2 separate regions of the Homo sapiens genome follow, and region 2 is linked to region 1. The links are chromatin loops, found by intact Hi-C in ENCODE. Cell type or tissue: PC-9. All regions are shown on one strand. Each heading gives the region's core, and the rest is flanking DNA. Links, peaks and the distances in the headings are about the cores only.

Region 1 (11,846 bases), core at 5,012-7,511:
AAGTGCTTAAGTGGATGGATATACCTCATTCTCCATCCATGATGTGCTTATTTCATATCGCTTGCCTGTATCAAAACATCTCATGTAGCCCATAAATATATATACCTACTATGTAGCCACAAAAATTAAAAACAAAGAAAAATATAAAAATAATTTTAAAACTTGACAAAAAAGGAAAAATACAGACATGTCCACACAAAGTTCTTTCACAGCAACTTCATTCTATAGTTGGAAATGAAGTATCCAATAGGTGATTATGGGAATCCATACAAATAAATAGTATGCAATGATAACGAATAAATTCCTGATATGCAACAATATGGGTAGCTCTGAAAAACATTATGCTGAGCAAATCATACCAGAAACAAAGACTTCATACTCTATATTCATTTTATATGAAATTCTAATGCATAGTGATAGAAATCACATTAGTGGTTGGGAATAGGGTGGAGATTACTGGGAAGAGCACAGGAAATATTCTGGGGTAATAGAAATGTTTTAAATCTTCACTGTGGTGATAGTTACAAGGGTATACACATACGGTCAACCCTCCTGTAGGTTTTGCATCCACAGATTCAACCAACCGCATACTGAAAAACTAAATAGCAATACAACAGTAAAAGAATACAAATAAAAATACAGCCTAACAACCATTTACATAGCATTTATATTGCATTGGGCATAAAAAGTAATTTAGAGATGATTTAAAGTGTATGGGAAGATGTGTGTAGTTTATACAGAAATGCTACACCATTTTGTCTAAGGGAATTGAGCATCTGAGGATTTTGGTATCTGAAGAACATCCTGTTCTTCAGATGTTCCCCAGATATGGAGGGACAACTGTATATATTTGCAGTGATGGTTACATAGGAACATTTTATCATGTATAAATTATACTTCAATAAAATTGATTTGTTTAAACAGCTTTCAGCTTACTGAGAAAGATATGCATACATAATACAACATTAAATGCTAATATATATCATGGTATGTTTCTAAAACCATAAGACAGCTACTCATTCCTGCAGTTATGTCATTAGATCTTTCTGTTTTCAAAATTTTTCTTTTAGAAATTCTGTCAAACAATTATATTTAAAAATCATTAGAATTTTGTTACCACTTTCTCAGACCTATTGTCCTGGTAATGAGAAAGTCATCTTTACCCTTTAGAGGTGCATTGGCTTCGGACCTAAGGCTTCACATCTGAATTAACACAATTTTTAAAAATTAAATTGTGTCAAAATAAGTAATAAAGGTAATGGTAAAGCAGTTTTTGAAGGGTGTTTGGCCTTCTTTGAAGCTGTGCTCTTTATATCGGCTGTGAAGAAACAAGATAATATCCTATTTCTCCCTATGTAGAAGAAGGATGCTTGGGGAATCACACCTGTGAACAGTAGTTTGTAGATGTGATATCAGATCCAGAAAAGAAAAGGCAAACTCCACTGACAGATTAAATGAAAAGTAAACAGGTTTGTTTAAGGTAATGACAATGAGATGGGTGTTTTGACAGGATTCATGGTGATGAAAAGTTAAAAGAGTCTTTACCCAGCTTGGGATCTGTCTTCCATCTCACCCTTAGTCCCTTAGTCTTTCACAATGTGAAGGGCAGATGGTAGATAATGTCATCATGACAAGTAGCATTTAACACACATCAGAGAGTCATCAGTCTATTCCCTCCTTATTAGAATCTGTACTTCACTGTATTCTTTTTAGTGGGGAACAGAATGCACAACAAACAATCCCACTAAACCAGATATCGTGTACTGATTGATCTCATTTTACAACCTGGTTCTTATATGACCTTGTCTTTCTGCTCTCACTACGTGATATAGCCAGACCCTGCTCTTTGTGAGTGACAATCAGCCCTTATATCTCTAAAGTAATATTTATAAGAATCCCAGAAAAATAAAAAATACCTACACCTCAAGAAAAAGTCAGCAGTGTTATTACTAATGACTAGTATAATTAATACATTAGCATTGCAGACTGAAGGTATAGGAGACTAGAAAGCAAAGTGGTTATGCCAAAAGTTTGGGAACTGGGTTGACAGGTTTGTTTCCTGGTTTTCCTGCTATCTAGCTTTATGATCTTTTGAAACCTACTTTTTCATATTTCAAATGAGAGTTCTAATATCTACTGTAGGCTTTTTTTTGAGGATTCAAAGAGATAAGGAATGCAATCACTGATGACATTTCCTGGTACACTGTTTGGTATATAGTAGCTTTGTTTATCATTATAGATTTTATTAAGAGTTAGGATTCCGGACTCCTAATGCTCATGGACAGCTCCAGCAATGGGCAAATCTTAATTTTATGCCCAAGTTTCCTTTTCTGTGAATTAGGGTATGACACCTTTCCTATCTATCCAGATGGATCATTAAGAGAATCTAATGGGAAGGAACTCTGATGCTTGCAATGGCTAATTAATAGTGTGCCCACTTTCTCTGTATCTGTAGTGGGAGTAAGGAGTGGGAGTCAGAAAAAGTGAAATTTAAGATAATTTTTTAATTGGCTCAGAGAGCATTTTAGAGAAGAGAAATGCATAATTGCATAAATTACAAAGTTTGAGTAAGACAACGAGGGTGAGAAACATGATTCTATTAAAATCAGAATAAAAAACCATGCATTATCCTGAAAGTATATACAAATGTGAAGAATGTTGGATTCTAGGAAATTATTTTTTAAGATTGTTAGGAAGAGAAACTCGGGTCTTTGTTTGGCCTGCTTCACCATACACATACACACATGAGCGCGCGCGCACACACACACACACACACACACACTCTCTTAATTCCATGTGATTAAGAGCTCCGTTCCTGTCATTTTCAACATGCCACTGCTTCCCAGAACTTGGGGAGGCTTTGCGAGACAGGGCTGCCTAGTTCTTAAGTGTCCCTCTTTGCATAACTCTGGTTTCTGAAGAGGTACGCCAGAGGAAAAGTGCACACTGTGTCATTTCCAGGATTTACAGGGAACCAAATGCTTGAGTCAGAAGTTGCCAAGTACACATTTCATTTTGATTTAAAAGACAGTTAATGTCTAAAGTTGAAAAGAACACAAATGATTATTAATAAAATAAGTTACAGTAACAGCTGAGAAGCAGATCCTTTTTACATGTAGCAGATGATGCTAATTTGCAGTTAGGTAGCTAAAGTGGGCTCCTAATAAAATGAGAATCAGTTTTCCGAATGATGGTACAGTAAGGCATTAGATTCTCTTTGAAGATAAAGAGGCAGATGGGGGATTTTGATATGTCACTGGAAAAATCATTTTCTGTAGTTGTACTATAATGCTCTGTTTATACCCCTAACTTCAGTGCCACAACGACTTGGCAAGGAGCCACAATGGCTCACAAATGGATGCTTATGGGGGCATTAAATGGCGCAGGCTTAGTTGCAGACTGGAGAAAATGAAGAGGCTGATGGTAACTGTAAATGTGGACCTTTCCAGTGAATGGTGATATATAAGACTGATGACTAATAAACATACCCTACATGGGAAACATTTGAGTGATGACATCTTTTTTCTTTCACCCTTTTAACTAGCCACAATAGCTGGGATTTTACTTAAGGAATATATGGGAAACAGACTAAGCCCCAAGGCAGATCACCCTGGCAGCTGTAGAAAGAGAAGGCTACACTTTCCCATGTATGTTATCTGCATTTTTCTATTGATTTAACATCTGCCAGGGGGATTAGCTTGGTCCCCTGCATGCTGCACATTGAATGCCCAAGTCTGGTGGACAACAGTAGCTTCCTGCTCTAAGAGAAAAGAGACAGGTTATTCAACTGTGGCCATGAAGCCCCTGGCTCTAGCCATGGCCATGCTGCTTGGCTTTTTGGACAAATATACCCACAAAGATTCCATGTTATCTTAGGCACAATTCATTTCTAAACTACTTCTTTCCTGTGTCTCAACAAGGAAGATATATGCACTTCCTTGATACTCATAGGGATATTATGATGATCAAGTGACAAAATTATTATAATTTTGCAAAGCATAAATCATAGTGCAAGACGTCATATTATTGGCTAATGCTATTTTGAAACAAAGAAAGGATTTCTTTAAAACTTGTCAGTGTGATTTACTATGTCCTAATGTTTGCCTGTAGATATATATTTTGGGGTGCAAAATTAGCTTGGTATGCTATTAGACTCTACCACATCACTAAGCATATTCTTACTCTTTTTACCTACTCTGTTTCCTCCTGTGTTGCTATACTAGTCCATTCTTTCTTTGTTATAAAGAAATGCTTGAAACTGGGTAATTTATAAAAGGAGGTCTAATTGGCTCACTTCTCTGCAGGCTGTACAGGAAGCACGATGCCGGCATCTGCTGAGCTTCTCAGTGTGATTTATTATGTGCCTAACGTTTGCCTGTAGATACATATTTTGGGGTGCAAAATTAGCTTAGTATACTATTAGACTCTATCACATCACTAAGCACGTTGTTACTATTTTCATCTACTCTGTTTCCTCCTATGTTGCTGTACTAGTCCATTCTTTCTTTGTTATAAAGAAATGCCTGAAACTGGGAGGTCTAATTGGCTCAAGTCTCTGCAGGCTGTACAGGAAGCATGATGTTGGCATCTGCTGAGCTACTGGGGAGGCCTCAGGAAGCTTACAATCATGGTGGAAGATGAAGCAGGAGCTAGCACATCACATGGTGAGAGCAGGAGCAAGAGAGAGAGCGAGCAGGGAGGTGCCACATTCTTTTAAACAACCAGATCTGATGAGAACTCACTCACTATAATGAGAACAGCACCAAGGAGATAGTACTAAACCATGCATGAGAAAACTACCCTTATGATCTAATCACTTCCCACCAGGACCCATCTCCAACACTGGGGATTACAATTCAATATGATATTTGGGCAGTAACACATATTCAAACTATAACAGTTGCTAAAATCAGCCTGGTGCAGTAGCATGTGCCAGCTACTAAGGAGGCTGAGGCAGAAGAATCACCTGAGCCCAGGCATTCATGTCCAGCTGGGAGACAGCGAGGACCCATCTCTAAAAAATAAAATACACAACTTGCTATTTCTTTCTATTTTTGAACCTAAGTTAGATGACTTTAGGCACACAGGCAAATCATTCCAGTTTTTTGGATATTTTCAGCAACTTGCTTTTCTCTCACTAGAAAAAAAAATCACTTTAGGATAAAAAAGAACATGTACCTGTTTATCCTCTTCTGGTCATTCTAGAACCATATTCTTGGTCCGCTTCTGGTCATTCCAGGACCATATTCTTGGTCCTACCATCGGAGAAGGGAAGGGGGCACTCCTTTGCTCAGATATACACTTCTTCATATCAACATAAACATAAACTGTTTCTTGATATCTGTAGTACCTCAAAGTCTGTCGGTCTTCTTATTTTACCTTTATTATACAATACTCAAAGCAGATTCAAGGGTCCAGCCTCTGTGTTAGAGAACTAAATGGAAGATGTTAAGGTCAGCATGACTTAACATGACAATCAGGTCAACATGACCCTTTTCAGGACTAAGTGCTAATCCTGTGGCCAGCTCAAAGAATAATGCTGTCCCCCTCCCCGCAGTTTTTCCTTTCATCACATTTGTTACGAAGACAAAACGTTCTATTTAGAGTCAAGATTGCCTATTTAACATGATGTGGAAAAAGAAATTATAAAGTTATTTAAAAAGTTCTTCCTCCCTACTCTCCATTCTCCACCATTACCCTGCCCAACTACATAAACATTAAAATCCAATCTAGCCCTCATTGTGAGACTTAGGAAGGCATGTTTCTATTGGCAACCAAGTTCCTTAACATCACTGCACACTGACTAGAAAGGAATCAGGATTGACGAAAACACAAAGGTAAGATTTGTTCTAGATGATTTATTCTGCTGTAATTTCTTCCAAAAGCTCCCTATCCCCAAAACACACACACCCTTTTTTCCCTTAAATAAATAATGAGCTTTGGAAGTCCTTTAACCTGTTTTTCTTATAGACATCTTTCTAAAAGAAAATAGAGACAGTATATTCTGGAAGTTTATATAAGTTCCAAAAAAGGAGTCACTCTGGTGCAGTTTCAACCCTCGCTACAGCAGGTTTCTTTATGGTGAGTATGACAAAGGGCAGGCTGTGCTGCAAAAATGCCAGCCATCTCTGTGTTCAGAAACCTTCTATCACTCTTCTTGATTTGACATGAAATATTAAACACCAGTTACCAGCAAAAACTTATTGAACACAGATGTCCACTATCACTTTCAAATTGCTAAAGTCAATTTAGGTTTATATATTTTCTTTGCTTCAGCATTTGCATGCAACGCAAATGTTCTGTGACAGTAATGATTTCGCAATATACCATTTCAATTAGGAAAGCACGTTGTATATGTGTTTTCATTTTTAAAATGCCTATTTCTTTTCATTTTGAAGCTCTGTGTCCCTCAATAATAATGGGACCTTGGATTGAAAAATAAATAAAAAGAAAGAGCTCCACCTACTGATTCATTTTACAAACGTTTTTTCTGTTCTACTTGAATTGAAAATGCTCTTTGGCACAACAGGGACCTTGTGAACATGTAACTCAAACTGTTTGGTTTGAAAAAAAAGAAAAAAAAGATACAGGACTTGCCCCCATGGAAAGGAATTGGTTAGAATGGAGCTCTGTCTGTCTCTGTGACTTAAAAGGCCTCCTCCCCTTTTTCTGTGCCCCTCAGAAGACCTAATTAATAAGTCTGCTTCAGGTTTAGTGCTCCCCAGGGGTATAGGTTAACTGTGGCATTCCCTTTTGCTGGGTTTAACAGAATTCTGGCGAGTCACACATTTTGCTCTACTACAATAATCGTATTCATGTCACTGGCTGCCCCTTCCTTCTGAAGGACTTGGTGGGCGCCCTTTGAAAGGATTTACAGGGCCATTTCTCCCACTGGTGAAGCTGGAATTGTTCAATGCCTACCATACTACTCCCCAACCCCCACCAGCACCTAGACTCAAGTGATTTCATAGGGAAGTGAAGAAAAACATCCACTGGGAACCTGGGGGTAACTTAAGGAGGCCAAGATTAATTACTTGAGGAGGAACTGCCTGGGCCGGACACTGGGGGTGCTCTTTGGGAGCAGCATCTGGAACGATGGCCTGTTGTGATGTCTGCCAGCTCTGGTCCTGCTAGCTCAGTTGCTCAAAAGCTTCCAGAACCATTTTTAATTCCTGCCTTGGAGCTACTTTTAGGGACGTGTCCCCAGGAGTCTCTCATTGTGTGCCAACCCATGCAGTTTTCTGGTTGTATCACATCAGACTGATGTGACTTATTGGGGGAATATTCTAACCTCTTGACGGGTCACAATGTCCTGGGCCTTCCAGTTTGGACCCTGCTTCCTACATTATAGAATTTCTTTTAAGAAGAAAAAACCCTAGACTGTATTTGTCTCATACATTTGAGCAGTGACTATAGAAAATATTACCAATGGGCAATAAGATGGTATCTAGAAACACACAATGGAGTGGCTTCGAGTCCCCTACCTTTGAACCTGTCTGCTCAGTCATGCATTCCATAGACATGATTAACTAACCATAGGACCCAGGTATTCGAGGTCTGAATATAAAATGTTCATTCTTCCCCCAAATGATTCACACATCACCTATCACCGCACAGTTGCCAAACTCTATGGTTTTCTTGTCACACATAAATTCAATAGCTGACCACAGCCAGGGACAGAGATTTCTTATAAATCAAATAACTACAAACATTAGAGAGAGAGGGAGGGGACTCACTGCCACATTTCAGTCAATCAAAAATACACGTAATGAGAGTCTACTTTGTTCAAGGTGCTGTGCTTGGTGCTATGGGAATATCTAATAAAATATGACTGGCCCTAACTTTGAAGCAAGGGAAATGTCTACCTCACATTGGTGCTATGAGGATTATATGCAATTACCCAGCCCAGTGCCTGGCACATAGTTGGGTGATAGCTAAATGGCCACTATTATCTTTTCTAGTAATGTTATATTTAAGCAATATTTAAAAAATAAAAGCAATGCCCAGAATGGAAGAGATAATGGATTACAAAATAGTTGACCAAGACACTGATTGTTTTGAGATCAGAAAAAAAGGAAAATTCTTGGAATCTGAAATAGGTTTGCTTCATGCAAATTGTATTTTAGCCCTAATTACAATTTACTATTTTGGGAAGCTCACTAAGTTCCAGGTGCTAGGCTGAGCTCTTGACAATTTCATCTCTTTTTGACTTTCACAATCAAACGATGTAGATATGATCACTCCTAATTTACAGATGAGAAAATGAGGCTCAGAGAGGCTTAGTCACAAAGGCCTGACACTGATGCACATGATTTTTCCACCTAATCAAACTGTCTCCATCATAGAATTATAGTCTATTAGAGCTAGAAGGAAATGCAGAGGCCAGCTTGTTCTAATTGCTAACTTGACAGGTAAAGAAGCAGAGGTCCAGAGAAGAAAAGTGATTTGCACAAATTCACACATTTAACTAGTGACATAACTGAAATTAGAAACCAAGGCTTTTGGTTCCAAGTTGGTGTCATTTTCAATATTTTCACATTTTTTCCCAATGAATCTTAAATCAATAGCACTTATAAAATACAAATGTAAAAAGACTGTGTTAAGAAAAATCTTTGTGCTTCACATCAATTTTACATTACCTGTCTTCTTTGCTGGGTAAATACTTAATGATTTCCTATTTCTGAGAAATCATTCTCTACCTCACATTCCACTCCATTTCACCACCAGCACACCCCTGACACTCACAATACACACGACCTGTTTTAATTCAGAAGGTAAAATGCAGGCTAAATTTATATCCCAGCATGTGGGGCTTCTTTTTAAGCCCAGGCTTAATTGAACCATTCCCTGCCCAAACTCACTTTTCTTTGGGATTTGGAGCTAATCTGTTTACTAAGAACTCTGCAACCTAGGACAAGTATGACAAATATCTACTAATAGATATTAATAATTCATCACAGAATTCTTTTACCCTTTGCTCATGAATGGTCCCAAACTCAATCAGAATACCAGTCAATCAGATTGTCAAGTGAGATGAAAACTTTTTGTTCTCCCTAATCCTTTTCCTTGGTCTAAAATAATTATACTGCTTTGTCCCTCTTTTGTTTCTGTTATAGTGCTCCACCATTTCCTAAAGTTTCCTTAAGCACAAAAGCAAATCCAAAAATCAGTAGTTGATTTGCTTTATCTTATCTTTCAGTACTTGAATTCAATCCTTTTTTACTTTTCTGAAAGTGCAATTGTTTGTCAGAAAGCAAACACCTGTGTAACCCTCAAGACTACCAAATAAAATATTGTCAGTGTCCTTTGTGTCCCCTCTCAATCATTGCCTCTCAAAGTTACCATTACTATGAATGGTAGGTAATTGCTTTTGTTTATACCACCTAAGCTGGCATTATTAAACATTTCCTTTTGTCCTGTTTTTGAACTAAATTTAAAATGAGTCATACTATACATACATATATATGTATATATATGTGTGTGTGTATATATATATATGTATATATATATATGTGTGTGTATATATATATATATATACACATATATATATATATGTATATGGCTTCTTTCACTCAACATTATTCCATGCACTCATGGATATTCCCCAAGTTGTTTAAAAATTCTACTATTAAAGACATTGAGTAGTTTTTAGTTTTGACTATGGTAAGAAATGCTGCTATGAACATTTTTATGCATATCTCTTAATATAAATGTTTTGTATTATCTTAGGTGTATATTAAAGAGTAGAATTACAAGGTCATAACCTACGTGTATTTTCAGCTTTAGTAGACACATTTTTTACAAAGTGGTGTAGCAGTATACAACCCGATCTCCCTAATACTGATTAGTGATATTTTAAAATTTAGGCTTTTCTATAGGTGGTTTTAATTTGCAGTTTCCTCATTACTAATGAGGCTGAATATCTTTTCCTATATTCTGTGTGTTTACTTGATATTTGTCTATCATTCTGTGTGTGTGTGTGTGTGTGTGTGTGTGTATGTGTGTGTGTGTTTAGTGCCTTTTCAGTTGTCTTGTCCTTTTTTCTATTGGGTTGTCTGCCTCCTTGTTATTCACATATGGAGTTCTTTATATAATCAGGAAAAAAGTTCTTTGCCAGCAATATGTGTTGAAAGTATGTTTTCCCTCTTAGTATTTTTGCCTTTTCACTTATTTTATTTATTTATTTATTTAGTTATTTACTTAGTTTTCTGAGACAGAGTCTCGCTCTGTCTTCCAGGCTGGAGTGCAGTGGCACAATCTCAGCTCACTAAAACTTCTGCCTCTCAGGTTCAAGTAATTCTCCTGCCTCAGCCTTCCGTGTAGCTGGGACTACAAGCACGCACCACCATGCCTGGGTAAGTTTTGTATTTTTAGTAGAGAGGGGGTTTCGCCATGTTGACCAGGCTGGTCTCGAACTCCTGACCTCAGGTGATCTGCCCACCTCGGCCTCCCAAAGTGTTGGGATTACAGGTGTGAGCCACCACACCTGGCCCCTTTTCACTTTTTTAATGGTATATTTCAATGAACAGAAATGTCCAGTTTTTATATATAACCTGATTTATCAATCTTTCTCTTAAAGTTAATAATTTTGTTTCCCATTTAATAAATTTTTTGCCTGTAGAGATATTATGACTATATTCTACTATATTATCTCTTAGATGCTTTGTTATTTTCCTTTGCACATTTAAATTTTTAATACATATGGAATTGATGTTTGGGTATTATGTAAAGCAGGGTTCGAGCTTCTGTCATTTGTTTCTTTGCATTGTAAGTATTCCCAATACATTGTTAAAAACACCACCACACCACCATATCCCCAATATTATAGCACCACTATTGTTGTAAATCACATCTCTCTCTCTCTATATATATATATAAATACATATATATATATCAGTCTGTGGATATATATATATATCAGTCTGCAGATGGGCTATTGATCCTATTAATTTGATTATTTGTATCTTCATAAACCAATACCATGTTGTTTCAATTACTGTAGCATTTTAAGTTTTGACATACAGTAGAGCAATGCCAACCATTAACGGTTGGTTAAGGTGGAGATGAGTCTGCAGAAAATACAAAGAAAGAACATTAGAGAAATAATAAAATATCCAGGGCTCAATCCTTGGACCACTTCTCTTTTTTGTCTACACATTTTCTAGGTCATCTCATCTAGTCTCATGGTTTGAAATATCATCTGTATACTAATGGATCAAAACTTTATTTCTCCAGCCTGGACTTCTTCTCTGTGTCCTGGACTCAACTCTCCCAGAGCCTAAATAGCCACTTGAAAATCCAAGAGTCATCTCAAATTTAACATGTCCCAAACTGCCTCCTCATATCTACCTCTCTCTAATAAACTTTTAGCTCTTTTGCAGTCATTTCCATCTCAGTTAAATAACAATTCAATTATTCCATAAATCTTGGTGTCATTTTAAACTCTCTCTTTCTCACACTCTACACCCATTGCATCAGCAAATTCTTTTTGTTGTGCATGAAATTATATCCCAAATTAATAACGTCTTCCTATTCCCACTGCTGACACTGTGGTCTAAACCACCATTTTCTCTCGCCAGCTTCTAGCTGGTCTCTCTGCCTCTGCCTGGAGAGAAGTCTCCCATAATCTATTCTCTATGCAGAAAACCTAATTATTATTGTGTTATTGTCCCTTTTGAAAATAGCTTAATGAATTTTACTTAGAGTAAAAGCCAAAATACTCATTATGTTAAACAGTTACCTAAATAACCTGATTCTCTGATATCTCTCTGATTTCATCTATTAACATTTTTCCTCTTACTCTCTCTTTTCCAGCTACCTTGGCCTCAGACATTCCAGGCATGTTC
Region 2 (11,846 bases), core at 3,497-5,996, 290 kb before region 1:
GAGATAATCTAATTAACTTTTATCAAGATATGATAAGATTTAACTTATTTCAAAGCCTGATAGTCTTGTGTACTGCATCTTAGCAAAGTGATCTCATGATAGTTGTGGTTTGGGATGTACCTAGTGACACATCAGGCAGGTGTCATCTGCTAGATAAGGGCTTGGGAAGGATGTGCAAATATAGTCTTCCTGCTAGAGATTGCCAGCCACCTTACTGACCCAATGTTGTATTTATGCAGCTTACAGTGTGTTTTTTAAGAGAATAAAATAACTTGTTCAATTGCCTTCATAATCTATCAAACACTGTTTTGTTTATCTGATAATGCTTTTAGTATTATCATAATATTATTATAGTAGTTCTAATTTTTGTTTTCTAATTAGGCTCAAATATTCCCCTATGATATGGATTACCTTTGGAAAACATCATATTTTAATTGCATGGTTGCTTAATATCTGTAAATCAGAATCAGGGTCAATATCTAAGAATGTCCCATTAACTCTAAAGAGAAATGCTCACTTTTATTTGGAAAAAAAAGGCTTGGCAGACAAGCTGGGAACTACCAGATGGAGGAGGCTGTGCCACATAGATTATAAGTTTTTCCCTCTCTTCTTATTGATGTCTTAAGTTGAACATGTTCCATCTGTCCACTCTCAGTAATGAATAGCGACTTTTTTATTGTAAAGGTAACACATTCCATATAGGGTAAATTAATTCAAGCATATAATGAAATGTGCAAGACTCAATGCTCTGTACTGCGTAGAATTTGAGGATTATGTAGGGAAGTGTGGAAATCCAATACTATTTCTATAACAGAGCATATTTTTACTTGGAGAGGGCATTAGAAACATTCTCTCCTAAGACCTCTCAGTTTTGTTCTCCACTAGGGTCTAAAAGTCTGAGTGATAGGTTGTAGAAATTGTTTGAATCTGATGAATTTTTTAAAAAAATTATTAGTTCTATAAAAATGATTATTTAAAACTAATTAATTTTCTACCACCCACAGTAAAGTACTTTGCTAGCACACTAGTAAACAATTGAAAAGCACTAAGCCACCTTTTTAATGTGTTGACTATGTCTAAATCCAGCTTGTCAAATATAATATGAAGATAATGTTTTTAAATTTCTTTATTCAAAGCTTTGGCTTTTTTAAAGCTAATGTCTCTGGTTTGAATTTTTCTTCTATCTTGTGGCAAGGATGGTGGCTTTTCAACATTTAACCCTAGCGTGGCTGTTCTGTTGTTTTTCGCATATTTCATTATTGATACTTCTATTAATAATATTATATTTCCCCTTTATAATGATAACAACAAATACTATTTATGTTTTGCATATTTCAAATTGTTTGGGTAGGGCTAAATCTTCATTCTGTCTCTCCATAAATGGGCACCCAGAACACTTCCAAAGGAAAACCAATAAAGGAGTCATATGATTCTTTTATTGTTAAAACAGGATTAAAATTTAAGCAGCTGCTTGGCCTGGTTACTATATCTATTTTTAAAGCCTTCGTTTTTTTGCTGTTGTTTGTTTTTGTTTTTTTGTGTGTGATGGAGTGAGGTTGTTGTATGTATCAACTGTTTGTGTCAATAAGCTTTGAAATGCTAACTCCTTAAATAGTTTAAGACACTTGGCTTTAATTTTTGGTGTGGCAATCTTCTCTTTCTGTGACTAGATTTTACTTGTTGATCTCTCTGAAATCTGGAGTTGGAAGTTACTATTTCTTTGCTTACAGATAATTGAAGCCGACCAAACTTGTTAAAGTCAAAACCAACAACACCATGCTTTAGTACACGCCTCTGGGTTTAGTCACAGACTCTGGTAGGTTCTGCAAATGGCACAATTTATGCGGTGGCATGTCAGAAACTTAATGCTGTAATTTTCCTCTTCCTAATGGAGAATTAAGAATCTAAAGGGTCTGGGCTGTTCACATGGACCGAATCCCCACAGCTTGGGTGCAGAGGTCTCTCAAAAATTTAGTAAGTGAGAAGGAGAACAAAGATTCTTAGTTGGAGGGGAAAAAAATTAGATCGCCTGTGGCTGAGAAGCTGAGGGGGACAGGTAGGCACAGTGGGGTGCAGGATAATGAGGCACATGGCAAATGTGATGCACAGATGTTAAGCCAACTGTAGCTCCGGCTCCCAAACTTGTGCATGCCACAGCACCATGCCTCGGGGCTATGTCTACACCAGAACATTTGCAGCAGTAAACGACGGCAACATTAGGTTCAAATTAATCTATTACTCCAGAGCTGTGAAATGTTGGTTGCTTGTTTCAGAATTACATTGCCTGTGGGTGAAATGTTTTAGGTAGATTTTAATGCAAGCTCATGGCTTTCTGAGGAGATTAAGAGGAGAAAGGGAAATTAGAACAGTTAGGAGAGTTGTGGAGGGGCACATTTCTGGTTAAAGTATATGAAAAAGTATTACATATTTCACGGGCAGGTCTGGTCTCCTGTTGGCCACCTGCTGGGACTGAAATATCCCACATCATAATGAAGGCAGGTTTGCAGAAGCCTTGTAAATACTTGAGCCCTGCAATTGAAGAAGGCAGACAAAGGGGGCTTTGGGGTCTCCTGGAGACTTTTGAGGGTTAGGCCTGTCAGGCGAGTGCTCCAAATGAATTTGGTAATTTATTATTCTGCACTTGTTTAGTGGAACATGTAAAATTTTGCATTTAGGTTTTTACCCTCATGAGTTTAAGTAAACTCCGGAGTAACAGGTAGCCATGTGACGTTTCAGAGTATGTTTCGAAGTAATCCTGTTCTCCCTCTGCCCATTCTTTCACTGATATTGGCAGGTTCATTTTCACAAACCTGTCTGGGACTCAAACGCTCTATTTTTTCCAAAGTGGAAAAACCAAACTTTGAATTAACCTGGATTTTTTTGGTCAATTAAATAGTTTATTCAATCAGACGGGGGAAAAAACCTGTTTGGAAGTATCTATAAAGAATTTTTTTTAACAATATTGTCGTTTTTCTTATAAAAACACTTAATTGAAATGCCTAAGAGCTGCCCAGCACAAAAGTCAATAAAAACCCTAGAATAGAGTTTATAGGGGTTGTCTATGTACATAATTAAATCCTTCAGGCACTTTAAAACTCTGCAAAATAAATGGTTATGCAAGAATAGCCTGCTGAGAGAAGAAATGCTTGTATCAGCTTTAACCAGCTGCCCTGTGTTCCATGTTTCTGGGTTGGAATGAGAAAGCTATTAGAACACTGGAAGACTGCAAGCCACATACAAATCATCTTTGTTACTGACACTTGGGGGAGTACTTTATAGTGGCTGTCAAGACCAATACAAAACATGGTTTGTGCCTGAAAAAGTCAAGTGCCATTATTCAAAAAGAAGATGTTAGTAATCCAAATAACTGAACAACATCCAGGATCTTCATTGAGTTTAGCTGCTATAGACGCAGATTTATTATTGAGTCTGACTTAAGTAAATTAGCATGTAGGTTTGCATTCTAGATTTGATGGAATAACAAAGGTTAATTACTTGCAATGATCTATGCTGGAATAGGAGTAAAAGGGGAGAGCTATATTTAGATTTAATTTCACCATTCTTAAGGGAATACTATGTGAGGGGACGGGATTATTATAGGGGGCAAAGGAAGGAGTGCTAAGGAAAAGAAAAAAAAAAAAAAGCAAGCAGTCTAATGAATGTAACCAATAGAAAAATTGTAGGTTTGTTTCTCTCCCTGGCCCTCAAAGTTATGATAAATGATAGCACAAGGAAAAGATAACCTACCATGAGAGTAGGATCACCAAGGCCAAATACTAAAACTCCCAGCTGACTGGCCCATACACTGCAGCCTCTGTTCGTGTTTATTTTTTCTGCTCACTCTTGGTTTCGTCAATCAGTATGATAGACGATAAGTCCTGACTAGAGCAGCCCGCGTCCTGCTCTCTCACGGTGGGTAGCATGTTGTGGTTGGCGCCGAGCAGTCGGAGGATCGCCCGCATCAGGAGCACCAAGGGGATGAGGTTCGGAGCAGTCTTCCAGCAGCCGGCTCCTTGGAGAATAGCAGGCAGGAGCGTTATCAGCGGAGAGTGGAGTTGCCAAGAAACTGACCACACATTAGTAGCTTTGTTTGGGTAGAGTCTAAGGGGGCTGTAGCTCATAGACTTGAGACACTTTCTGTTAAATCATCCCTGGATTTAAGTGTTAAAAGAAAGCTTGTTCAAAAAGAAACCAGGACTGATTGCCGCAGGCAGTCCTGTGACAGGACTCTCAGGATTGAGAGTCAGGAATTTGTGGAGTTGCTGTGCTGAGATGCAAATGGACATCAATTTAAAAAGAAGAAAAAGAAGAAGGCTCCTCTCGTGGTCTACCATTTACTTCTAAATTAACTATCTCCTAATGTGTAAAACGGCATTAAAAGTGCCTTTAAAAGAAATCTATAAACACAATGGGGAGCTTTAGTTAGCTGGTGACATATGAAACACTGCTCAGTTAGCCGACAGATCATCAGATAGATGGAATTTCCTGAATGCTATTCACAGATCACTAATGTTGTTTATCTACTCTCAGCACTAATACTTTTTACATTTCATTCTAGGAGAAGATTTTTACTTTATTTCATGTATCAAAACTTCTAGAAAAATTTTAATATCACCAATTTTTTGGAAACCTTATTTTGTAGAAGCTTAAAGACTATAAAGAAAATTAAAAATGTCCTGACTTGATTCGCTGAAGTAGCCAAAGTGAAATTCTTTTGATATCTTGTGATGCAACATTGGTCAAACATTTCCTGTTCAACATTTCTTTCCTGGGTATTAGTGGTTCCTTTCTCAAGAACAAATGCTTTGGAAATCTGGTGCTCTGTATAATTACAAGAAATTTCAAATAAGTGATCAGTACACTTTCCCCAAAAGTAATGCTTCTTGATAGAGTAAGGTAAACTTGACAGTTCTTTTTGTGTAGATAATTTTTCTCCATTTTAGAAATTACACTAATGTGTGAAGGAATGTTTCCCCCTAGCTTAAGGTACATTCCATAAACAAAATGAATAGTTTCGGATTCTCTTTATACCTGGTGTTATTGTAACTGCTGATGTATGTTAAGGTGAAATTTAACACTGGAATATTAGTTTTATTTCAGTTAATTATGTTTCTAAGAGCTCATGAACCCTAAGATTTAGGGTTGGTCTGTTTCTAGTTATCCTGCCAAGTTTTTTACTTGATGGAGGGGGTCTGTTTCATTCTGCTTGGCCTCTCCACCTTTGTAACCCCTGGTTTCCTCTTTTCCTGAATCACAAATTTACGTTCTCCCCTTCTGTGAGAAGATTGAACGCTTATTCAACTCCAAAATGACTATGGTCACAAAATATCAACAGTGATTTTTAATAGATCTTTGCCTATCAAAATATTGTTGCTTAATAATAGGGTAAAGGTAGTTGTGGCTGCTGATAGGAAGGAATCTGACTATTAATAAAAAGCAGACAAGGGTCTTGAAACAGTACTTCCACTGTTGCAATGTAGACACTTTATATTACTTTATTTAGTGCAACACCTGCAGCTACTCACATTGCTGGTGGCTGAAATAATCCAGGTCCACACGGAGAGGGCATTACAATTTCATTGTGCTGTTTGTGCTTACTGTTTAAGCCTTTCTCACAGGAGAAAGCATTAGCTAAGTGTACAGTAGATAATAAAAAGGGGGATTTGGGCTCATCTGTTCCCCTTAAATCTGTCTAATAAAATCTCTCCTCATAATTAGTATCTGACTCCTTTTCTACCACTGGCTGGCATCTAGAGGCAGGTAGAGGCACAAAATGGCATTTGTTTTTTAGTTGTCCCATTTCATGACTTTATGGATCATCCCCTCTTTGAGCCTTCATGACCTAAGTTCTGAGACTTAGGAAACTGTATACTTCCTAAGATTCTCTTCTGCAGAAGTTATAATAGATTTCAGATGGAAGATGTTTGGGATCTCAACAGGACAAAGAGGACACATCATTTTAAGGCAATAATAACAAGCCATTCTTCATCCTTAATTGACAACTTAATTTAGATTTTAGACGAGTCCCTTTTAGTGATGTCCTATTTTAATTTCAACCCCAAATGCTGATAATCATGAATTCAAAAACACAGTCTATAAAAAGTTCCATCAAATGAATTTTGGTTTAGGCATGAAGATTTAGGGTGGGGGTTGGGGAATGAGGCTGAAACCCAGCTAGAGGTCATTTCTTCCTCATCTATGCTGGAACAGCTCAGAGTTCAGGGGATTCATACTCTTTTGACTTTAATTGCTCTGGGGCCACTGAGGCAAAGCAATGGTGCTGTATTTGTCTGGGGGTCAAAGAAGCAATCACAAAGGTCTTCAGAATATTTTCAAACATTTGGGGGAGATAGATGGTATTCAGACATTCTATAATCATAAAACCAGTTTCTAGATAGTTGTCGAATTTCCTAAACTACACTTGCTGAAGTTTATTTGGTTATTGAAACATTTAGCTTAACCAGTCATGTTCTTTCTACTTTATGAAAATGTAGACAGGAAATTATCAGCAAATTGCTCGTTTAGAATTAAAGACAGGAAATGAACTTCAGCAGTTGAATTCTTGTAGTAAAAAGCTTCTACAACTAAAGCATAAGTAAAGCCAGCAAACCTTTTATTTTTAAGTCTGGGCTTTGTTATATCAACACAATGGAATTAGGTACTCTGTCCTATTTCGCCTCAAAGTTTCCATATTGCTTTTTACAGCATCTACAACTGTTTCTGTTACTAATTTCCTTGTAATTTTTAAAATGTAACTGAGGTTTCTATTCTTTACTTATTTAGAAAAAAATACAATTTCTTGGATTACATTAATAGATTAATGTAGGATATGACACAGAAATGGTAAGCTTGCTAGTTTATTTATTAGGACACCCCCCAAAATAAATATCTTTTTAAGTTCTCATATTATTTTCATCTGGAAGTCTAGAACTTTTTATTTGAATCTCAATTATAATATATTTTAACTTATATTTCTAAATAGTTAATAGGTTTCCCTTGATGTGAACTTTTCAAGCCATTTCTTTTTGATAGCTATTACTTAGATTTTATTCTTAATATATTATATTGTTAGTATGTCCAATATATCAGTGGTATCTACAAAATAATTCCTGTATTTAATTTTCTTTTATATTTTTGTTGCCATTTTTATTTCTCCATATATTTCAAATACTCTAATATTCTTTAAAGTTCTCCTTATTGGTATTACATTATTTAAATAAACCACAAGCATAATTCTCCTCCAACAAAATGATTTGTACCATATCTGACTATTTTGATTACCTTTAAGAAAAAAGGATTAAACAAGAAAGAACCTCAAGCTTTAGCCAAACTGAACAATTTACTCAACTTTGCTTGAGGACGTCAGAAAATTAGGGTTTTGTGATTAATTTAAAATTTACTTTTATAGCAGTTCACATGTAACATATCTTTAAGTATTTTGGAACCCATAAAAAGCAAGAATTATTCTGCATTTCAAAAAATATATAGTGTTAATCTATTATTATCGATTCTCATTATGATGAAGATGTGATACATTCAGGTAAGATTTAAATAAGTATGAGACATTCTAGGTTTATTGGTATTAGCATTTTATAGGATTAATCATAATACATATTTTGTGTAAGTTAGTTTATAATCTTTTGTTAACTGACTAAATAGTGGATGTATATATTCATAGTGGTTTTTCTACCACCATTTTGAAAGTGAAAACTCACTTTTAATTTAATATTCAAACTGAAATTTCCTTAGTTGAATTCTATAAGAGATCTTAAGAGAAAGTGGACTTTCTAATCAGATTTGTTTATCTGAATCAGCTTTATGCCTTATGCAAACTTTTATAAGAGAGTCCAGGGGATATTTTAGCTAAACCTTTGGAAGATATTGCCTCCAAATTGTTTTATTTAGTAATAATTTTATTCAATGGTTTGTTCGTGGGGTTTTTTTGGTTTGGTTTTATGGTTCCTGTTTGAGTCTTCCTTACATTAATCTGAAGGGCTTGTAAATTTTAGCTTGCCTATGCCTAAGAGTAAAATTGCTGTGGTCATTTCAGGTAGCAAAACATCAAACTTGATGCTCTCTCATGTTTCAGTAACTCTTCGCATGTTCCTGTGAATTTAAACCAGTTTCCTAGTATATGAGTTCATACATCTACTGAAAGAAACATGACTATATTCAAATTAGCATGAGGTTTGACTTAAATCATGCTACAGCTGGCATTTGTGGGCTAATTATCAACATTTGTTAATCTGAGAGTTTTTGAGGATGTCTTTGATTTTGTCAGAAAAAATAATTTCTTTTTTCTTTTTTCTTTTTTTTTTTTTTTTGAGATGGAGTCTAGCTCCATCACCCAGGCTGGAGTGCAGTGGCATGATCTCAGCTCACTCCAACCTTTGCCCCCTGGGTTCAAGCGATTCTCCTGCCTCAGCCTCCAGACTAGCTGGAATTACAGGCACCTACCACCACACCCAGCTAATTTTTGTAGTTTTAGTAGAGATGGAGTTTCACCATGCTGGCCAGGCTGGTCTTGAACTCCTTACCTCGTGATCCACCTGCCTGGACTTCCCAAATTGCTGGGATTACAGGTGTGAGCCAACCTGCCTGCACCAAAAATAATTTCTTAATAGTAAAGAGTAAGAAAATTTGTGAAGTTAAGTACCAATATAGAAAAATCCAGGATAAATTTTAAATGGTTAAATAGTATGGGACTTCTAAAAAATGGGTGAACTATATAACTTTAAAGTTAGCTAGTATATTTACTTTAGATTTTTGCTCTGGTGTTCAGGTATGCAGTGATTTTTGGGAAGCATAGTCATTCTTTTATTCAGTCAACAAATATGTTCATTTAACAACAGTAAGTGCCACATTTTTTTTTTTTTTTTTTTTTTTTTGTGATGGAGACATTGCAGTTAGCACAGCAGAAATATGTGTCGCCCTCATGAAGCATGCATTCTAGTAGGGAGGGACAGCACATCAATAAAGGAAGATTATTTCATACGGGGACAAGTTCTATAAAAATAATAAAACTGTAGTGGAGAATGAGTGACTAAGGGTGGTCAGTTAGCTCTTAAAATAACAATTTTATATTGAATACTATAGTGAGTTACACAATCTTTATCTGAGTGAAATCCTTTGGTACTTATTCAGACAAGAGTTCTGACTCTCATGCTTGAGGATAAGATTTTACATTTCAGTATTACATTGAAGATGTTTCATTTTTAACCAGACTAACTTAGTATATTGTTATTTTTAATGTGACCAAAGAAATATTTTCATAGAAGCTAATGCTGAGTCTTTTGATAATTTGCCGTATCTTAGTCAATCCCAAAAAATTTATTTTCTACTATTTACATATTATCCTAGTGGATATTACATTACTTACTGAAGCCTTTGGTTCTATGTTTCATCTACTCAGACTTAATTCAGGAAGAGCTTCATCCAGATGTTTTGTTTATTTGTTTCTCGATTACATGTATGAGATTTCAGAATTTATGAGATCATAGGTCAAGTGAAAGGTCACAGTTGAGAGGTCAAGTAAGAAGCTAAAATTTGTGAAACCAAAGAAATGACAGGACAGTGCCAAATGAAAGGTCAAAAGTCAAGTGACAGACTCAGTACAGATGAAAGCAAGTGGTGAGTTTGTTGAATGTCTGAGCACGTTGAAGTGTCTCAATAGTCATGCACACAAAGTCAAAGGTTCTTAACCTTGGAATTCACAATTAATAATAACGTGCCACTTGTTATTGTATAAATATATGTTACTTATTCACAGAGAAAAGCATCTATTACATACAGTCAAAGAGTCTTTTCATTCATTGATTATCATTAATCAGGGTGACCCTTTTTTGATGACGGCTCTTCGAGGTGTATACAAAACATCCAAATTTGGGAAATCCTAACTAGGCTTTTCTTTTTGTCAGATGCATGAAATATACACAATATACACATGGCAGATCATGTGAGGTGTTAAAAACTTACTTAAAAATTAGAGAATAGATTTTTTCTCTTACAGACTTCACATTGATACCCTATCTGGTTTTATGTCTCCCCTTATTCATTTATGTATTCATTTACTCATGTTTAGCAAATATTAATTAAAAACCACGTCATTTTTAGTTACTTCTATTGCAACACTCGAAGAGAAAGTTTACTTATGAGAAAGAGTTGCTTTTTGAAATATCATGGTGGGGGCATCCTTTCCAAGTTTTATGTGCTGGATAGTACAGATGCTTCTCCACTTAAGATGGGTTTATGTTCCAATAAGCCCTTTATAAGTTGAAAGCATAAATAAAAAATGCATTTACTGCACCAAACCTACTGAATATCCTAGCTTAGCCTAACCTACCTTAAATGTGCTCAGGACACTTACATTTGCCTGCAGTTGGACAAAATCATCTGGCAACACAGTACACTATAGACCATCAGTGCCCTTGTGATCATGTGGCTGACTGGAGGCTGTGGCTGGCTGGTGCTGCCCTGTACCACATATAGCTAGCCCAGCAAAAGATCAGAATTCAAAAAAATCCAGTTTCTACTGAATGCGTGTCTTTCTGGACCATTATAAAGTAAAAAAAAAGGTTGTAAGTTGAATCATATAAGTCAAGGAGCGTCTGTCCCTTTTTTTTTTTTTTTAAGCAAAATGGTTTGATTCCAGGACCTATGATTTGGGAGATAGTAATTATTTGTCATTTGGGGAACTAAGAGAATGAAAACATAAGCGATCCTTGTTTTACATAAATATGATATTATTGCTATTATGTTATCTTTTTTGTGTGTGCGAAGAAAATTACTTTTTCCTCTGCCCTAGTAACAGAGAAACAGGGAAGTCTGTAGTTCTAATTTAGATATGTTTTCATTTATCCATAGAGTCTATCACTTTAATTTTAAAGAATAAGAAATATCATTTATTTGGTTATTTTTCATTCCTCAAAAATTTTACTTTTTTATTATTTATTCCTCCTTTTTTATTTTTCAGGAATAGTAAACACGTTTTCATATGTGAGAGGTGTGTGTGTGTATGCATGTGCATTTGTCATTAACAATAAATGGTTCTTTGGGACTTAGGGACATTTTGTCAGTGATTTGCTTTATGGATCATACAAAGTGACCATTCTTCAAAAGCCAAGCATTTAAAGGAAGTCTCTTTCCATATTCTAGAAATAAACAGCAACATTTCATGACAAACTAAAAAAAAATGAATGATAGGTTAGGGATCTCCAGCTCTAAAAAGAGGAATTCAACAAAAGAGAATTTGCTTTTATGTAGAGTCCTGTGCTTTTTTTCTCATAGAGCACATTAGAATGGTTTATTTACAAGTAAAAATCACATTGATGATAATAGAAGTCAGTGGCAAGTCAATAAGAGTTTAGTCTCTACCAAACTATAAAATTGGACTTTTAAATCATAGCGTAAGCACTGTCGTTGTCCAAAAGAAGTGTTTATTTTTCCTAAGTTTTGCCTTTCATATCACGCCCATAAATTTTTTCAAATATATACTTTGAAAAGCTAAGGGCAAGCCCTGAAGGGTGAAATATTGCAAACCAATTAAAAACAACTGAAGTGAGATTCTAAAATACAGGAGTTTTCCAACTCATGAACAATATTTAGAGAGCTGGTTAATTTTAATTCCTCTGGGAACCATAAGTCTGGGCATTAATAGGCTTAGAGTGATAAAAACAGCAATATACTATGCACATATAGATGGTATTGTCAAAAAAAGAAGCAATTAGTGGCAAAGAAAGCATAAGTATGTACACATATGGTGAGCAGGTTGACATGTAAAATATATGGCCAGGAATAACAGCCAATGACAAAAGAGAAGTGGAAGCTGGGCTACTGTTTTAACTTAC

What was found. Peaks named below come from ENCODE experiments on the same cell type or tissue, not always from the same donor. Only the 100,000 strongest peaks of a DNase experiment are listed, where the experiment ranks them.
Region 2: it touches region 1 in a loop (4-fold over the local background); 1 of 110 quality-filtered maps calls a loop at or near these places.

Annotation. Positions count from the first base shown.
Region 1 is chr3:168,947,305-168,959,150 of GRCh38, reverse strand. No RefSeq gene overlaps it. Among named protein-coding and RNA genes, the nearest start is that of LINC01997, 50 kb to the left of the region's middle. In PC-9, for the core only: a CTCF peak has its summit at 6,405; a DNase peak (open chromatin) is centred at 6,470; H3K27ac peaks cover 949 bases.
Region 2 is chr3:169,234,653-169,246,498 of GRCh38, reverse strand. The region is part of intron 2 of MECOM (MDS1 and EVI1 complex locus); the gene reads left to right. LOC124909454 (a long non-coding RNA gene) reads right to left here and starts at 4,438. Exons shown (of 2, transcript XR_007096154.1): 1 at 3,748-4,438. RefSeq lists an enhancer at 1,343-5,954. In PC-9, for the core only: no CTCF peak of the experiment used is centred there; DNase peaks (open chromatin) are centred at 4,488 and 4,738; H3K4me3 peaks cover 1,319 bases; H3K27ac peaks cover 1,717 bases.